Regions from separate parts of the Homo sapiens genome. Here region 2 is linked to region 1. The links are chromatin loops, found by intact Hi-C in ENCODE. Cell type or tissue: left ventricle myocardium inferior. All regions are shown on one strand. Links, peaks and the distances in the headings refer to the core of each region. The heading gives the core; the rest is flanking DNA. Region 1 overlaps TANC1 (tetratricopeptide repeat, ankyrin repeat and coiled-coil containing 1). Region 2 overlaps TANC1 (tetratricopeptide repeat, ankyrin repeat and coiled-coil containing 1).

Evidence for each region. Hi-C counts contacts between places; a loop is a spot of excess contacts. Peaks named below come from ENCODE experiments on the same cell type or tissue, not always from the same donor. Only the 100,000 strongest peaks of a DNase experiment are listed, where the experiment ranks them.
Region 2: it touches region 1 in a loop (1.9-fold over the local background); 1 of 110 quality-filtered maps calls a loop at or near these places.

Annotation. Positions count from the first base shown.
Region 1 is chr2:158,992,519-158,999,569 of GRCh38, reverse strand. The region is part of intron 1 of TANC1 (tetratricopeptide repeat, ankyrin repeat and coiled-coil containing 1); the gene reads right to left. Among named protein-coding and RNA genes, the nearest start is that of TANC1, 27 kb to the right of the region's middle. RefSeq lists an enhancer at 3,870-4,527. In left ventricle myocardium inferior, for the core only: a CTCF peak has its summit at 3,039; a DNase peak (open chromatin) is centred at 4,039; H3K4me3 peaks cover 382 bases; H3K27ac peaks cover 1,295 bases.
Region 2 is chr2:159,090,412-159,097,462 of GRCh38, reverse strand. The region is part of intron 3 of TANC1 (tetratricopeptide repeat, ankyrin repeat and coiled-coil containing 1); the gene reads right to left. Among named protein-coding and RNA genes, the nearest start is that of MIR6888, 93 kb to the left of the region's middle. RefSeq lists an enhancer at 6,344-6,623. In left ventricle myocardium inferior, for the core only: no CTCF peak of the experiment used is centred there; a DNase peak (open chromatin) is centred at 2,872; H3K27ac peaks cover 2,500 bases.

The DNA of each region.
Region 1 (7,051 bases), core at 1,932-4,431:
AGGCAGTTTATGAAAAATATCCAGCTGACACTGGCTTAGGTAGGGATCAATGCAGTTGTCCCAGCTTAAGAGGAGAAAGGGAAGTTTACCTTGGATGGCTATTTGAGGGAGGCAATAATATTCACATGTTAACCAAGAAAGTTGATCAAAATAATAAACCTCCCTTGCTATTTATAAAGCAAGGGAAGAAAAGGAAATGGGTAACTCCATGGAAATTTCCTTCCTTTGTCTAGTTTTGCTTCTGGTATATGGCTACCACACTAATTTCTCGATACCAATTTAGGACTATTTAATTTATAGGAAGTCATTTTGAAGGGCCCCAGGGAGCTGCAGATGGTACCTCGGGGGCCCATCTGTTTAAGGATGAAAGCTTTGTGCACACCATTACATCACTCTGACCTCCTCAGAAACTTCCTATCTGACAAAATCTAGATGTTTGCTCTGTCAACAAGATATTTGTGCTTGTCCCCAGCCTCAGGCTTTGGTTCCTGATTAGTTTTAAAATCATTATGCACCCCAACTGAATAGGGCTACTGTTAGCAGCTGTAAGGTCTTCTTCTGGGCAAATCCCCAAGTCTGTGGCCTTCAGGGAGTGATTTCTGTCCTTTCTGCATAATTGCACTCTCCTGATTGATGAGCTGATCAGTGTTCCTACCCCTTCCTGAGCTAAACCCTCTCTTCCCGCTCTATTTATTTTCCCAAGAGATCAGAGGGGAGGGGGGAATGGCATGGTGAGGCAGGCCTTTGGCTCTCCCCAAATAAATGCTCAGGCACTCTACATTATTACAACTTTAGTAGCTCAGTTCTGTCCCAGAGCTGACTCACCATCCCTTCTCGCCATCCTTAAAGCCGCCCTTGTGCCAGGAAACAGCTGCTATTTTCTGGATCTTCACAGATCCCATGATGCCCCAGCACCCACAAGTACAGATCCACGTCAGTCCAGTGGGTCACCCAATCACACACATCTGTGCTCACCTCGGAGCATGCCTACATCACCTACATCCTCTCCAATTTCCCACACGCCTCGAGGCTCAACAGGGCACAATCACATAGCGTCAACTGTGCTGTGGCTGGTAGGTGCTGCACAACAACCTTGGCAGAGAATGTAGAAATTACATTTTAAACAAATTTTTGTTGGGGGTAGGGGCTGGGGATCGCATGTACTGATGTTTGCAATTTACTTTGAAATACTTTTTGAAATAAGATGGTGTGATGGGTAGATATGTAATAAAGCCCAGATTGCATGATCTTAATTATAGAATCTAGGTGGGGGGTATGTCAGTATTCACTGTACATTTCTTTTAACTTTTTTCTTTTTTTTTTTGAGACAGGGTCTCACTCTGTCCCCCAGGCTGGAGTGCAGTGGCACAATCATGACTCACTGGAACCTCGATGTGCCCACCTCAGCCTCCCAAGTAGCTGGAACTACAGGCGCACACCACCACACCCAGCTAAGTTTTAAATTTTATTTTTCGTAGACATGGGGTCTTGCTACGTTGCACAGGTTGGTCTCAAACTCCTGGCCTCAAGCAATTCTCCCAAAGTGAAACTTTTCTTCATGTTTGAACATGGTTTACTGCTGGTTGTGTTAAACTTTGATTACTTGGTCAAGGTAGTGCTGGCAGGTTTCTCCACTGTAAATTTACTTTTTCCCCACCTTTCCATACTCTGTCTCTTAGAAGTGAGTCACTAAATTCAGTCCACACTCAAGGTGTAGGGAGGGCTAAGGCCTAGCTAGTGAACGGGGAGGTATCTGCAAACATTACTCGAAATTCTTCTATAAGGAAGATGTCTCTTCTCCCAGTATACAGTTATGTGCAGGTATATTTATTTTATATCTTGGACTATAATGCAGTACATCATATTATTTATTTTGTTGCTCAAATTATTCCAGCTTTGGCTATTAGGAGCTCTTTGAGGTTGGCTGGTATGGCCTTCAGACATGCCCACATCCTTTGTTTCGTGAGCACTTCCTTATTTTCTGACAATGCAAGATGCCCCAGACCTATAATTATCCATTTCTTCAAGGAGTCCTGGTTACTGTGATTAGAGAATGGAATTTAGGAACCAAGATACTGGGGTGTTATTGTTTCTAAGCTCTTTCAGTGAACAGATCTAGGAAATACATGTGTGTCCTAATCCATGAATACACACTAAAATATAATTATTTCTGTATCTATGTCAAGCTAAACCTAAGTTCACATTGAGGTTTCTGACTTTAATACAGTCCCACAAGGTTCGTTCTAGCTTTCCTTCCTTGCATACCTTTGACTTTCCTCTCCAGCTGTGGGAAACTTGGCTCTCTCCATCCACCACCCCTTCACTATTTGTTTAACCCTTGTACATATATAAAGCAGCGTTGGAACTGTCAACCTGTGTCCCATGAGAAACTTTACCCACTAGAGTACAGCGTTTATGCAGTTCTTTTTGTAGTTTTTATAGATTATAGTCAAAACACCATTTTCCAAAGCTACCCAGGTCCATGTCTTTCTGTCCCCACTCTCTTAAGTGACCATGTCATGCAACTGTAAAGCAGGTAGATTCTTTTCCCACAGTCTGTAAAGCAGGTAGATTTTTTTTTTTTTTTTGCCACAGTCTGCATCTCAGTGCCCCACTCCCAACACCCCACACATGGAGAGGTATGAACAGCTGCTGGTTGATGTTTTATAAATTTGCATACACTAAAGTTCTTTCATGTCTATTTTATCTAAATAATTAAAGTCTATTTACTTAAGTAGCTGACATCCCTTCCTATTGGTATACGCATTGTTTTATCCTTAGTACTACAATACTTATGTCTACGTGTATCCCTGACACCTAGCTCAGTTCTGGACCACGAAGTAAATTACTCAGATACTAATAAGATGAACATATTCCACAAATTTATTGAAAGAAACTACTATGTTTAGTAATTCAACACAGTTAATTGCTGGAAGTCATTCAATAAAACTAGAATAATGTTCACTGCAGTGTTATTTAAAATTCAGTAATAAGTAAATAGTTGAAAAAATTATGTTACACCTACAGGCTGGAAAATGAATTACATGCAATCACTAGAAATCATTTCTAGAAGAATGCATATTGATATAATACACACTGCGTGTGTACAAAAATATCAAGTTATACAGCAAAAAGTATGGCATTTATTTAACATATGTCTGTGAAAAGAAAAACAGTTAAGGAAGGCATATACCAAGTTTTGTTTTTGTTTTGAGACAGGCTGTCACTGTCACCCAGGCTGAAGTACAGTGGTGAGATCTCGGCTCACTGCAGCCTCAACCTCCTAGGCTCAAGTGATCCTTCCACCTCAGCCTCACGAGTGGCTGGGACTACAGGCACATGCCACCACACCCAGCTATCAAATAATTTTAGTATTTTTTGCAGACTTGGGGGGTCTTACTATGTTGCCCAGGCTGGTCTCGAACTCCTGGGCTCAAACAGTCCTCCCACCTTGGCCTCCCAAAGTGCTGGGATTTTAGGTGTGGGTCACCATGTCCAGCCATCAAGTTATTTTTAAATTACTTTTTTCATTTCTTTCTAAAAGTAACAGACAGAAGACTGCTGTGTGGAAAACCTTACAGAGAATTCTTCCAAGACAGAGTGTTGGATCTGACAAAGAAGAAACAGAATCAGTTTCTGTGGACCAGGCAGAGTGCACCCACGGCTGAGCCAGGCCAGAGATGCACAGGGCACGGCAGGCTGGCTGGTGGATGCCCTCGGGTCGGCTGTAATCCGAGATGAGCATCAAAAAGGCCAAGGCAGTAGGTAAGGCAGTGGGTGTCAGTGCTAATATGTTTAATACAGACAGAAGGGTGGAATTGAGAGCTGTCTGGGGAAGCATCCTGAGAAATGTAGGGTTTAAAGAACAGGAAAGATTTAAATAGAGGCAGGGAGGAGGAAGGGAGGCAAAATGAATGGAGACAGGTATAAGACTGCCCCTCTGTCTGGAAGGTTTCTCATTATCCCATTCTGTAAAAACCCAGGGGAGATCTTAAGCAATGACAGCCATGGGGAGCCTCAGTTTGAAGTTTCCAAGAGTCCCGCCCTCGGGTAATGTGCTACAGGGAGGGAAAGGATTGCCTAATGGGATCTGGTTAGCCTCTAGCACCAGATAACCTCAAGTGGCTGTTAACAGGAGCCTAGCTCAGGGTTTTCAAAGATTAACGTTTTCACATTGGAATTTACACTCCACTGGTATAAAAAGTGCCTTTTACCAGAGAATAACACAAACACATGGTAACCATCCATTACACAGGAAGTTCAATGGCAATATAATAACCAACTCTCAGTTTCTAGCAATTTTCAATACACAAAACTGAGCGCCCCCCCAGCCAGCCACCTTCAAGACTAGATCACATATGTAAATACAGAAAGAGCTACAGGACAACCTTATGCAAACACAGGGAATCCCCAGCTCACTGTAACAGGTGGGGGAGAATTAGTATTTGCTGAACACTTAACTAGACAAGGCATAGGTATCTTACACCCATTATCTCCTTTAACCCTCAAAACAAACAAGGCAAAGATCAGCCCCATAAATGGCTAGTCTGGAAATGGCAAAAATTTAAATTTATACTCAGCTCTGTCCAGCTCGAAGCCTTCCATGTTTCCACTTTGGAGTGATGTTTCAACAAACTCAAAACAGGCTTAAATACACCTTTAGTATCACTGGTTTAAAAAGAAGAAATCAGATCAGTTCTTTCTCCAAACAGTAGTTATTTTGTGAGATAATTCATACATGATGTCAAGATTGCAACTTTAAAACCTAAAGCATATTCTCAAATCTGAATGCAGTAAAGTTAACCATTTATGACTTGGCAAAATAGTATTACAATAACCACAAATAAATCAACTTGATTACAAAGTTTTAAAAAGTTACAAATCAAAAATAACCTTTTGCAACATGAAGATCTCAAATTGAGACACGAACATCTAGATTTGATTCTTTTCATTCTCAATGACAACTAATCTACTTTGTACTCTTAAAATATATCACCCTAGGCAGGTGCGGTGGCTCACATCTGTAATCCCAGCACTTGGGGAAGCCAAGGGAGGAAGGATGGCTTGAGCCTAAGCACTGTAGACCAGCCTAGGCAAGTAGACATCCCATATCTACAAAAAATAAATAAAAGATTAGCAGGGTTTGGTAGCACTTGCCTGTAGTCCTAGCTACTCAGGAGGCAGAGGCTGGAAAATTGCTTGACCCCAGGAGTTGGAGGCTGCAGTGAGCTATGCACCACTGCACTACAGCCTGGGCAACAGTGCAAGACCTTGTCTCTAAAAAATATAAAGAAAAAATAGTAAAATAAAATAGATCACTCTATTCCTATATATCCCTTCTCTGCTCCTACGCACCACCTCTCACCCCAAAAAGAGATTCTTGCTTCTATGGTTAATTGCAAAACAATTCTATGATTCAGAAACCAGGAAATAAAAAAGATTAGGATCCGTTGATAGTTATAATCTCCATTACCCTGAGATAGAAATCCCCCCCTGGAAAGTGAAAATCAGATATGTGTAGTGCACTAGAGATACTAGGGCACTAGTGCATGGTCCAAACAATGAGAAAGGTTTTTCATATTAAAATGATTTAAATTTTTAAGTACTCTTTAAATGACCAGAGTGATAGTGTCAAATGAACACTGTAGATATTGGCCAAACCTCAGAACATACATTCATACAGAAGGCATTCAAATGCTATTTGTTATGGAATAAAGGCAATTCAGGACAAAAGGTAATGTCTTCTCTTCAGACAAACCAGGAGATGACTTTAGAAATTAACTTTTTAAAAATTTAACAAGAAAATTTAAGGGTTGAAAGTTCGAAGAAGAGAAAGTTCAGGGGAGAGAATTCAGGACAAAAGGTAATGTCTTCTCTTGAGACAAACCAGAAGATGGCTTTAGAAATTAACTTTTAAAAAATTTAACAAAAAAATTTAAGAGTTGAAAGTTCAAGGGAGAGAAAGCCGACCCCCATGTTTTATTTCTTAAGAACAGAGGATTTCCCATTCCCACTGCTTCACTTGACTAGCCTTAAAAAAAATAAAAAATAAAGGCGGGCACGGTATTTCATGCCAGATCACTTGAGCACACAAGTTCAAAACCAGCCTGGGCAACATGGTGAAACCCTGTCTCTACAAAAAATACAAAAATTAGCCAGGTGTGCTGGCATGCATCTATAATCTCAGCAACTCAGGAGGCTGAGGTGGAAGGATCGCTTGAGCCTAGGAGGCTCAAGTAAGCTGATCGTGCCATTGCACTCCTGCCTGACAGAACGAGATCCCACCTCCAAAACAAACAAAACAGAACAAAAAACAAAACAAAACACTGCCAAGTGCTTTGCTGGGGTTAGGAGAACTGAACCAAAGTTTGAGTTCACCCACTTCCACATAGCTGCTGTGTGACCGTTTAATCTGACTCCTTTCCTTGGCTGAAAACTGCTCATATTTACCTACACCTTAAAACGCTGTTATAAAGCCCAGAAGGAACATCTATTCCTTCAGACATACTTGCTAAATATTTTCTCTCTGCCCTGATTCTAATGACAAAGAGGTCATACCAGCCCCAAGAGTCTAGGAAGAGATGAGCATGAAGGCAGTAAACTAACGCGGCTGTGATGGAGAACACACGAGTAAAGGTGCAAGTGAAGCACAGTGAAGTAATCACAATGTTCCACAAAACAGCAGCTATTTAAAAAGCCAAGGAGGAGAACCACACAACACCTGGGGAAATGCATGAAATATATTACACAGTCCGGGAGCGGTGGCTCATGCCTGTAATCCCAGCACTTTGGGAAGCCGAGGCGGGTGGATCACGAGGTCAGGAGATCGAGACCATCCTGGCTAACACGGTGAAACCCTGTCTCTACTAAAAATACAAAAAAAAAAAAAAAAAAAAAAAATTAGCTGGGCATGGTGGTGGGCGCCTGTAGTCCCAGCTACTCAGGAGGCTGAGGCAGGAGAATGGCATGAACCCTGGAGGCAGAACTTGTAGTGAGCCAAGATCGCGCCACTACACTCCAGCCTGGGCGACAGGGCAAGACTCCGTCTCAA
Region 2 (7,051 bases), core at 1,372-3,871, 98 kb before region 1:
AAAACTCAAGCATCAGTGAACTCTGCTCCATGTGCCTTTCTGCACTACCCTAACTGATCTGGTTTCAATCCCTAACAAAGGATCCAGGAAGCCACTGATCTGGGATTAGATCAAGGTCAAGTATGAATGATCCACAAGAAGCTTTGATCTCAGAAAAGGAAAAGGAGAGGGCTTACTAGCCTTACATGAGTATCAGTAAAACAGATTCAGATACCAACCCTTCCAGAACTCCCAGGCCTCCACTGCTCCTCTCTAATAAGAAAAGACTAAGTGAGAGTGTAGTCTACATCCACATTCCTCCCCAGCACCATCCCTTGGCTCCCATCCCATCTACTCAACACTCCCCATGACACAGGGCCACCCTCCTAAAACTCAAACAGCCCCAAACCAGTCATGGGACTGGAAACATTGCTCACTTATTAGGCAGCTTCCGCTTGACACTCCACCCCTAAACAAGCTTGGGAACAAACAAGCTTACTATTAGGAAATTAAACATTGTTAAATATGGTAAACCCCAAGTTTCTCCTCAAAAAAACCAGTATGTCAGTATGTTCAGCTCTTATTCTTTGATTCTCCATTTTAAAGTTTAACTTCCTGGTTCTCTTTGGCTTCTCGCTTCTAGTTTCAGTCAACAACTTTCCCGCCAATCCTAATTAGTAGTTCACGTCTGTTCCCTGGTTACCTGCTCTGTCCTGACTCATCCCGGTCACCTGCTCTGACCTAAGTCACCTTTAGTTACCTGTTCCTCACCGTCCTTCCCACCAAACCCCGCCATTCTGGCTCATGCCCCTGCCCTCTTTAAAACAGTCAGTCAGAACTAGCTTAGACTGTGTGGTCCAACCCTAGCCAATAGGGGAACAACACAGCAGCAGGGGCTACCTGCGTCAGGAATAAGAACTCCTGCCCCTCCCCTGTCCAGGTGTGCTCTCGCCATTGTTCCATCTGTGATGAGCACCCTTTCTGCAGAAAGTAAAAACTGCCTTGCTGAGATAATTAAATTTATGTTTGAGTGCTATTTCTTTGTGGCACCAGGGAACAAGCATTTCTAACAACATTCTAGGGTAGACAGAACCTTAAGAAGCAGAAAGGATGTAATCACAATGTTAAAAAATATATACAAGAAAGAGTATCTTGGCTGGAACTAGTCTCCCAAAAAAAAAAAAAAAAAATACAGCCAGTCCTCATGTATTCAGATAACACATTTTCCTCTGACTGCTTCTTCCCACCAATCACCTTCCCCGCTCGTTAGTATGTACTAAGATGGAACTGAGGATGTGCAGGGAAAGAATGTAAATCATTACCTGCTTCTTAAAAAGCATCTTCAAACTCTAAGTCACAGAGAGCAGAATTTGAAAGATGTATAAACTTTCCCACAAGCACACCAGTCTCTATGACAAAAGCTATCCAACCAGTCCTTGCCACGCCTTCCTGGCTCCAAAAACAAACCAAAAAAACCACACATACACACACACAATCAAAGACCAGATTTTAAAAAAAGAAACAATGAAAGCTGCCTAGCTAGGCAGGAACTAAATTCTGCAGATTTTTGTGTACAAGGCTCAAAGGGGATACAAACCAGACCATCAAGTTTCAAGTGGTATCACTGTGCTTGTTTTTTGTGTTAGGAGTCAAGAGGAAGTAGAGTCACCCCCTCCATATAGGACATATGCCTTATATGAGACATATAGGACAGGTACATGCCTTACTTTTTTTTTTTTTTTTTTTTTTTGAGACAGTCTTGCTGTGTTGCCCAGGCTGGAGTGCAGTGGCACGATCTCGACTCACTGCAACGTCCACCTCCTGGGTTCAAGCGATTCTCCTGCTTCAGCCTCCTGAGTAGCTGGGATTACAGGCGCCCGCCACCACACCCGGCTAATCTTTGTATTTTTAGTAGAGACAGGGTTTCACCATGTTGGTCAGGCTGGTCTTGAACTTCTGACCTCGTGATCTACCTGCCTTGGCCCCCAAAGTGCTGGGATTACAGGCATGAGCCACAGCGCCTGGCCAGCACATGCCTTACTTTTAAAGGGAACTCACAGCAGAGCAGTGAACAGAAAAGCCCCACAATGGGCATGTCAGCAAAGTCAGATAATTTTAGTCTCTCCTGGGTTACCTATGCATGGACGGTTTTTATAAACCTGGGAAACTAAAGATTTATCACTCACTGCCCAAATGACTGGCATTTGAAGAAACAAGACAGATCAGAAAACTCACTAGGGCTGGGTGCAGTGGCTCATGCCCATAATCCCAACATTTTGGGAGGCCGAAGCAAGCGAATCACGAGGTCAGGAGTTCGAGACCAGCCTGGCCAACACGGTGAAACCCTGTCTCTACTAAAAATACAAAAAAAATAGCTGGGCATGGTGGTGGGCACCGGTAATCCCAGCTACTTGGGAGGCTGAGGCAGGAGTATCACTTGAACCCAGGAAGCAGAGGTTGCAGTGAGCCGAGATCACACCACTGCACTCTAGCTCGGGCAACAGTGCGAGACTCCATCTCAAAAAAAAAACAAAAAACAAACAATAAAAAAACACCTCTCACTGGCGTTACAAAAATAAGGACATTCATGCAAATGCCCAGGACAAAGTTCTGTCCTCAAGGGAGAGAAGCAGACAGGAGTTAGAGGCCTTTCCTCCTAGAGGCTGTGTGGACAGCAGTGGCCCCCAGGCTGGCCCCCACCCCCCCCCCACACACACACAAGCTTCATCCACCCTCTTTTGCTAGCTAGCACTGTAAGATACCATTGTCACCAATCCCCAGAACCACAGGGGCCAGTCTTATAGCACTGTGCATGAGTCTGGAATCTTTGAGAAACCACCTCGAGGCTTTCGGCCAGGTCACGAGTTTTCCCAGCTGCTTTCCCTTCAACTGTCTGGCGAGGAAACAGATCTTAAGGCAGAGCTAGGCTGCACCATGATGCCAGCGCGCAGTGGAGCCGGATGCCCTCTGACCCGACAAACTTGTAAAAGCTGAGGGATGGTTGTTTTCTCATCACCACCTCACTCTCACACTGAGAATGCAAGCAGGTGCTGTGCCTACAAGAACCACATCACGTCACCTAATTCATGGGTGTACAGGCAAGAATCACCAAGAGACAGATCAGAACTTGGAAAGCACTGAGGCCACAGCCCCAGAACATTACATACAAAAGACGTGTGGGGGACCTTGAAGAGGTGACACTGGTTTTCCATGTGGTTTGAAGAGAGCTACATTGCCCTGTGGCTGTTCTCACATAGGCTAAATCACAGACCCAGCTAGTCAAATGGCTGTGGGATGGCCTGACAGGCCACAAAGGCACTGTCTCCCCTACTCACACATGAGTATTACTGACCTATACAAAAACAAATAAAAACCCAGATTTCAAGTCCTTTAATTTGCATGAGGACACAAAAGAAGGGAGAAATACATGTACCACCACCAGAAATAAACAGCATTGAGAAAAGGTTTATTTTCTTAAATACTTATAATTCTCCAACATGACACAAGAGAAATTAGGCATTGAAGGGAAAAAGAATTAAAAAGTTTCCTAATTATAAATTCTGCCCATAAACTTTGTTTATAACAAGCAAAGCAAATATTTTCATTAATTGCAAATGTGGTGCAGATGAGTTTCCAAAGCATGCTGTAAGCATGAGGACCTTCAGCCTTTGGAGCAGCTGGGCTCCAGCACTATGATTTTATGCAGGCTGCAATAAAACGAGGCTTAAGAGAAGAGGGAGGGGGAGGGGGGTTTCCATTTCAAGTTTACTTTACCATCTCACTATAATCACTCTCAAACATGTTGTTCTGTTTGGTTTGTTTTTCAGAGGCAATAAAAGATCTCTAACTTCCAGTATCCTTTCATTAGAAAGGCACAAAGTAGGGAGAGAAGTTTTATGTATGAACAGGAAGCACAAAGCTGGGTGGATCTAGCACTCTGGAGCCAGGAGCTTTAACTGCACAAGGGCAAGGGGAATACGGTCAAACAAAGAAAGCATCACGATGATGCCACGGGCAGAAAGTGAAAATCTCTTAGGGGCATCCACGTGAACAATACAATATTGGTTCTGGGCAACAAGACACCAGAGATTCTCCAGTAGATGTAACATTCCTCAGCAGAAGCTTAAAGACATTTAAGAGGAATTAAAGATGTTTCACTGCAACAACCAGCACAGCTGGCATATTTCTTAACCCTTGAATAGATACTGTTTTCTTTTAACTATGACCTATTTTATTCCCCACCTTGATTAAGTGATGGGAAGCACATTTCAATCACCCTTCCTGTTACTGCAGGCAGAAATGCCAGGTAGGACGATGCAACCTCTCCAGGGTATGAAAACTATGTTATCAATGACTAGTAATTTACCTCCTCCAGCTTCACTGGCAGGTGTTTCCATTGGAACATTTACACACCACAGACAGTCCCACCTACCCCAAAATGCTTTCCATCGCACAGCATCAAATGCAATCACACTGTCTCAGATGGGAGACTGGGGCCTGGAAGGTAACCCTGAGGAACAGGGATCACAGCTAGAACCTCCCCACAACCGGTCAGCTCAGGCTCTAACATTCTCACCACTTCACACGTTTAAGAGCTTTAATTTGGGGAAAAAGATAGAGATCCCCAAAACGACACATTTTTAGTGAGTATTTTAAATACATAAGGCGTCAGCACACTTTGCTACAAAGGGTATGACAGTAAATATTTCAGACTTTGCAGGTTACATATAGCCTCTGTCACTCATACACACACACTCCTTTGCTTCTTTTAAAATCATCAATTCCCTTAAGTCCAAAAATAAAAGTCCAGAAAGGGCAAGGGGACACACAGACATCTATAAGAACCTCTCTGTTCGTAATAAATAAAAATATATACGCATACAAGTAAGTCAAAGTCATAGTTTGCAAAGATAACAAAATTATCAAAGGGAATAAAGCCATCCAATAAGGCGTTTTAAATTGGCAGAAATGGCTTTTGATAACAGTTCTTTATTTTAAAATGTTTTTACCATTACAGGCTGTGAAAAGGGATTTCAATTCATAATGGAAGAAAATGTCAATCTGGGAGATGAATGTTTAAAGGCAGCTATGCAGAATGGCAACATCCAACATCACAGATTAAAGTACATAGAGTGCAGCATTAGAGACAGCTTTAAAAAATGAGGGCAACGAAGGCAAGGAGATGAAAGTAAAAGCATATTTCAGGAAGGGAAGGCCTGAGAAAGGCAAGGGTGCACTTAGACACTCAGGTAAATAGGTCTGCAGAGGCAGGAAATAAGATTTCCATTTATTGTGCCACTGAAGTGGCTGAGGTGGGGTGGGGCGATAGAAGCTTAGAATAGAAAAAGAAAGATGTTCTGTTTATCCAGCTCCAGAAAACGGAACTTGTGCAATGCATTTAACTAGGGCATTAAATGTGTTAGGGCACCTTTTGTGCAGTCCCCGCCTTACAGTGCACTAATGTTTCTTAAAGGTTGTATAACCACATAACTCTACATACATACACACACACACCCCCCCCTATATTTACAGAAAACTGAAAGATTTCTTCCACAAGATCCAGTATCATTTTTGGACCCTTCAGAAGACTACAACTAAAAGCACTTGAAGCCATTTTATGTCTTATAGAATCTCCTAACATTCAGGCAGAACATTTTGAAAATAAATGCATCCAAGAAAACAATTTTCAAAAACTTTATTCAGACAATCATGATTAATTCTCAAACAATACCACTAAGAGGCAAGAAAGCAGCTAACCCCTAGGGTACAAGAAACCTAGCCAACAGGACAGCATATCCTTGTCTTCAAAAATCCACCCAGTGGGATCTAAACAGAGATCAGTAAATACTGTCCGCATGGTTTTATTCTTAATACTCAATGGTTATAGAACCAAACGTACAAATGTGCCTTATCCTGAAACAGATGAGTAAACAGACTGGCATTTCCTCTCTAATTGTCAAAGTTTTCCTTTTAAGACATATCAGCATGCAAGAGTTTCTGTGCTTTAAAAATAAATGACCTCAGAAAAACTCCCACCCCCAAACTCCCAGAGGGGTGCAATTTAAAATAAATGCTCTTTTTATTTTTTAGATGTATTAGGTGCCAGGACAGGGTTCTGGGTGCATTATACATATATTATTTAAACTTAATCTTCACAGCCACGCCACAAATTAGGCATTGCTATTAGCCCCCTTTTCAGATGAAGAAACTGAGGCACAGAAAGGATCAAGTATCTTGCCCAAGGCCACTCTGGCATATATCAGAGCTGAGTCTGAACCCAGGCAGCGGGATCCAGAGTCCACTGTCTCAGTATTGCTCCCCTTGGAGAAGGCTACTGAGAAAGGCTTTCAACATTATGTCATTTTGCATACTTAAGAAGGAAAACCAAAAATAGTATATGTAGGTCTACGCACAGTACTGGGCCACCACAGAGGGGAAGAAAAAAAAAACAAAAAAACACCCTGTTCCCTCGTCTATTTTCACTTTTCATGCCGGCTGGTTAATTAGCTCCACAGCACTCCTGCAGCACTCCTTTTGGGAGGTACCCAGGCCCAGTGATCATTAATCTTCTCTCAGTCACACCTCATGCTGTCACCATACAAGCGAAGTGGATCCAGGATAGGTGTTTAGTCATCAAGCACCCTAGTTTCCTCTCCTCTCCGTGGGTACTGGACATTTATTAACTCTTGCAGCATTTGGGCCTGCTGCTTCTGCAGCACAGTGGCGCTGGCTCCGGTCATTCTGCCTGGCCCAATGAAGGGTGAAGTCACGAGCTAGCTGTGGTGGAAGGCAACCTGGCAGGATTCACCGTCAATCTGCATGGAATTTGGGATTCTACATTTCCTTGCCAGCACAGACTTGTCCAGGTCTACCAGTCCTGTGGAACACACTGCAGCTTGAATTCCGTGGCTCTGCCAGGCCTACTGATGCTACACCTGATTCAGTTTCCAACACCCTCCACACAGAGGGACCCCCGATCCCTGCCGAGCGAGGCTGTTTTAACTGGTTGGGAAAATGGCACAGGTGATGGTCCTTAAAGCTCACCAAGTGATTTTACTGTGCAGCCAGGACC